2 separate regions of the Homo sapiens genome follow, and region 1 is linked to region 2. The links are chromatin loops, found by intact Hi-C in ENCODE. Cell type or tissue: MCF 10A. All regions are shown on one strand. Region 1 overlaps IRS2 (insulin receptor substrate 2). Region 2 has its middle 16 kb from the start of LINC00399.

Region 1 (2,500 bases), 390 kb before region 2:
TGTCCGAAGTTTGTGTGGGTATCATGATGAACCCTCTTCTAAGAAGTAAAAGGATCTTTTAAATCAAAATAGACAACTGCAGTCAGTCCACCATGCCCAACGACATTTAAAAAAAAAGAAATATCTGCCCCATTGGGTTTCTAGTAAAGTAAGTTGAACACAGAGAACAGCAGAATAGGAAAGGCTAGTGTCACCTTAGTCCACGTAGCACCAAAGTTGTGGTCCGTTGAGACAGAAAGGAAGCATTTAGGAACTTGGGATAAATACCCACTTTTATTTAACTCATACATGCACTAGAAATTTGTTTGGGATGCTCATAAATACAGAGTTCACAGTAGATCAGTGTCCTTTGAGGAAATGATTTGTAGAAGGCCGACTTGCAAAGCATTTCTTTGAAGATGAAATAGAGAAAGCACTTCCTGGGCGGCCCCCTGCCCTGCCTGGCTCTTAGAAGTGGCCTGTGTTTCCACCCTGAGCTCTTCCTGTTCTGCATGGGAAGACCTCGTTAGTGATGCTGATGCAGAATAATTTTGGGGTTATGTGGGTAATGTTTGGTATTTGCATAAGTGATAGCAGAGAGGTAAGGTTCCAGCCATGTCTGGCACTTGTTTACAATAGAATCGTGAATGGGGGTGGGCTTTCAGTGCAAGAGCCAGTTAAAAAGTATATCTCAGGTACATCTGTTTTTATTAGTCCAGAGCAAACTCAAAATTATGCATCTTATTTGAGGGCAGGTTAAGGTTACTTATCATGTGTTTTTGGTGTGTGTGCATGTGGAAAACTCTAACCAATTTGTTAGGTTTCGTTGTTGTTTGGGAATTGGAAAGACGCTACTGAATTTCCTGTGCTTTAAAACTGATTTTTAAAATTAACTTTATATGTTTTTGTGTTAGGATGGTAGATTGATGAATGCCATAAAATTTGCTGTTTTAGTATTCCTTTTTAGTGATTTTAGGGATTTTATTCTAAAATTGGCGTATATATATGTATGTATGTATAAGACAGATTAGATCAGAATTACTACTGAAAGTATCCATATTTAAATTTTGTTGAATAAAAGGATTATCATTTCTTAAGGGGAAAGAATGATAAGAGATATGTTTCCAAAGGGACAATAAAATCACGATTTATGTTGAAAAGTTTTGCCTTTTGAAGTCGTAAAGCAGAGAATTTTCCTAAATTCAGAAATCCAGTGAGGTGATTGACAAACCACACAAGTTTTCTGTTTGCTGTGGCGGGTGCTAGTTTGCTTTAGTTGGCTGGCTCTGGCCATAATAAGACAATAGCGTGCACTGCTGCTGCCCTATTCGCAGGAGCAGACAACTAAGGTGCTAATGAAAACACACACCGGCTTTCGTGAATGAAAGTCACATGACTTGTTCTGTTTCCTTTATTGAAAGAGAAACCTTTACAAAAATAGTACTTCATAGAAGGAAGCATAGTATGTGGAACACTAAACCAGGAATCAGGAAACCAGGTTTCTAGTTGCTGATCTTAATGAGTCATTGTGTGTCTATGGGAGAGCCACTTAATCCTGCCTTCTCACTTTCCCTGTCTGTAAAATGGGGGTAATTATAATCCTCCCCTTTCTGTGTCACAAGGCCGCTGGAAGGTAAATGAGGTCATAAACATCAAGAGTGTTTTAAGCTCTTCTAAAGGAAGATGCTAATAAATCCAGTTGTTGATACTTATTGCTTTGAAACCATGAATGTATACAGGAAAGACACTTTTGTAAATGGGTGCTCTTAAATTGAAACAAACAGTAACAGCATAGTCTGAAAATGGAGCCAGCACCTTAAAAATTGCTTACCTTTACTGCTTATTGCTAGTTCCGCTCCAGGCTCCCAAGAGCCATTGTTTTCCCCCTTTATGTAACTTAAGATCTGTTCATAGATATTTATGAACAGATTGTAACAAAGTGGTGTTCTAAATTACATAGTAAAGTAACAATTAGGGAAAACAGTATGGTAATCCTGAAACTATGTTAAGACTGAACTTCTGATTACCTTTTATTACTGGTTTTTATATTAAGAGATGTTGACAAGATGAAAATGTATAATTAGAATATACATTTTAAAAATCGCCTCTTAATGCCGAATGCATTGAAAGAAAAACAGAACCCTGAGGTTGTTTGACTACTCATTGTTTAGTCTGGGGGTTCATTCTTTGGGGTCGATTTAATGAGGGTGGTCATTCCTGCAGTTTTGATGGTAGCACTGTGCTTATCAAACATAGTAGGAAAATGCGTGATTCTTTTGTTTTTCTACCACCCAAAAAGGAATCTTAGTAGAGAATTGATATTTTATTTTCTTTAGAAGTATGAGTATTTAAAATGAGGCTCTTTTTTCTGAAGAGAAGAACTTGGAAAAGTTTTAGTAACAGCATGAGTATAATGGGTTTTCTGTTAAAATTCCCACTAATGCATTTTCTTTAGAAACGTAGTTCTAAGAGCTAATTTTGGTATCAGATTTGGCAAGTAGAAAGGGTTTTTGTTTGTTTG
Region 2 (2,500 bases):
AAGCAACCATTCTGGGGAGATCTGACCCAGGGAAGCTGAGCCAGGGAACGCAGAAGGCCACATACATTAGAGGAGCCCACTCTGGTCCTTGACCGAGGCGGTGCGTGTGATCTGTGTATTTGCAACAGTTACAGGGTCCAGAGCAGTAAAGAGAGTACAGGAGCTGCCAACCACCATTATACCCTGTGTGGTTCCCCAGCATCCTGGGAACTTGGCCAACTCATAGCAATTGCTCACCCCGAATGAGACCATGAGGCCCCCACTTCCCCTGGCCTGAATAGTTCAGGCTGCCTTGGGTTTGTGGGCGTCCGCATCAGGAAGATATCTGGTCCTCCTGTATTGTGTCATTAAACACTCCCAGGAACTGAAGGAATGCTATTGATTTGGATCATCTATTCCCCGCAGGAGTTTTAAAACTTCCTATGAGGCCACAAAGGAATCCATATAAAAGTTTATTTTGTGAGAAGAGAGACAGTGTCTTTTCATTCTGCCTTGAGGATGTGCATGGTGCTAGCACAGCAGAGGCATTGCAGACTTGTTAGAAAACTTCAAAAGCTGGGTGTGGTGGCTCACGCTTGTAATTCCAGCACTTTAGGAGGCCGAGGTGGGCGGATCACCTGAGGTCAGGAGTTCAAGACCAGCCTGGCCAACATGGTGAAACCCCCTCTCTAGTAAAAATAAACCTGGCACCTGGTACCTTTAGTCCCAGCTACTTAGGAGGCTGAGGCAGGAGAATCACTTGAACCTGGGAGGCAGAGGTTGCAGTGAGCCGAGATTGCAACATTGCATTCCAGCCTGAGTGAGAGAGTGAAACTCTGTCTCAAAGAAAAAAAAAAAAAAAAAACAGAACAGAAAAGAAAACTTCAGACAAGTTAAATTTGATAGAGTTTAATTGAGAAAAAAAAAAAAGAAATGATTCACGAATCAGGCAGCCTCCAGAATCACAACAGATGTGGAGAGACTCCAGCAGTGCCTTGTGGTCAGAACAAATTCATAGACAAAAAAAGTAAAGTGACGTACAGGAATTGGCAGTGAGGTACAGAAACTGTGAGTTTGGTTGCACCTTGGCATTTGCCTTATTTGAAGACAGTTTGAACACTCAGCAGTCTGTGAGTGGTTGAAGTATAGCCGCTGGGATTGGCCAACACTCAGCTATTGTTACAGGTGCATACTATTATGTTTGGTTTTCAATCTTGTCTGCCTATTAAGCTAGGTTACTGTTCCGTCATGAGGACTCAAATATAGAGGTAGGAGTCCTTCTCAGGCCATCTTCAGTTTGCTTTAACAAGACAAATCCTCACATGGACTGGAGTCTGCAAATGGCAGCAGGCACCTCCGAGGCCCAGGTCAGGCTTCCATCAAAAGGGAAAAAGTCTCAGGTCTACTCTATGCCGATATGTGCTACAAGGAAATAATAATACTCCAAGCTGTATCCAAGGCTTCAATTGCCTCTACCTCTTCCTTGCAAATTATTTAAACTGCTTATCTTAATCCCTGAATGGTGAATTTACTAGCTCTGATAACAGATCGCTTACACATTTAGAGAGTTGAGTTTAGCCCCCAAGGTCCTTGCTGTAGTTGTACTTATTTGTTTGTTTTTGTTTTGTTTTATCTCTAGCTAGAATCTACCTGCCTAGAATTGACACCCATTGGTCTAGGTTTCATGCCTTTGGGTTGTATAAAATGTGTGTGGTCTAACTTCTTGCTTCATTATTAGGCTATGCATTCTGGGTCTCATTTCCCACTGCCACAGTTCTGTTTCCTTTCAGTATATGAGTCACTTCTCCCTGAAATCGCCTGGGGTTTTCTAACATATCTTTGGAATGTGATGTCCTGCATTGTATGCTCCAGCAGGGAGGGCTGCCCCCCTGTTACTGCCCAGGTGAGAAATGGGTGCATTCCAGGGTCTGCAGTAAGACTCATCCTATGAGACAGGTACTTCCCACCATCATCTACCCAGTCCTCCCAACCATCCTATGAGATAGGTACTTCCCACCATCATCTACCCAATCCTCCCAACCATCCTATGAGACAGGTACTTCCCACCATCATCTACCCAATCCTCCCAACCATCCTATGAGACAGGTACTTCCCACCATCATCTACCCAATCCTCCCAACCATCCTATGAGACAGGTACTTCCCACCATCTACCCAATCCTCCCAACCATCCTATGAGACAGGTACTTCCCACCATCATCTACCCAATCCTCCCAACCATCCTATGAGATAGGTACTTCCCACCATCATCTACCCAATCCTCCCAACCATCCTATGAGATAGGTACTTCCCACCATCATCTACCCAATCCTCCCAACCATCCTATGAGATAGGTACTTCCCACCATCATCTACCCAATCCTCCCAACCATCCTATGAGATAGGTACTTCCCACCATCATCTACCCAATCCTCCCAACCATCCTATGAGATAGGTACTTCCCACCATCATCTACCCAATCCTCCCAACCATCCTATGAGATAGGTACTGTCATTTTTTCTT

The links. A loop is a pair of places that touch in the nucleus more often than their neighbours do. Peaks named below come from ENCODE experiments on the same cell type or tissue, not always from the same donor. Only the 100,000 strongest peaks of a DNase experiment are listed, where the experiment ranks them.
Region 1: it touches region 2 in a loop (5-fold over the local background); 3 of 110 quality-filtered maps call a loop at or near these places.

The regions. Positions count from the first base shown.
Region 1 is chr13:109,777,270-109,779,769 of GRCh38, reverse strand. All of the region lies in intron 1 of IRS2 (insulin receptor substrate 2), which reads left to right. Among named protein-coding and RNA genes, the nearest start is that of IRS2, 8.1 kb to the left of the region's middle. In MCF 10A, no CTCF peak of the experiment used is centred here; a DNase peak (open chromatin) is centred at 1,419.
Region 2 is chr13:109,383,154-109,385,653 of GRCh38, reverse strand. No RefSeq gene overlaps it. Among named protein-coding and RNA genes, the nearest start is that of LINC00399, 16 kb to the left of the region's middle. In MCF 10A, no CTCF peak of the experiment used is centred here; DNase peaks (open chromatin) are centred at 1,033 and 1,753.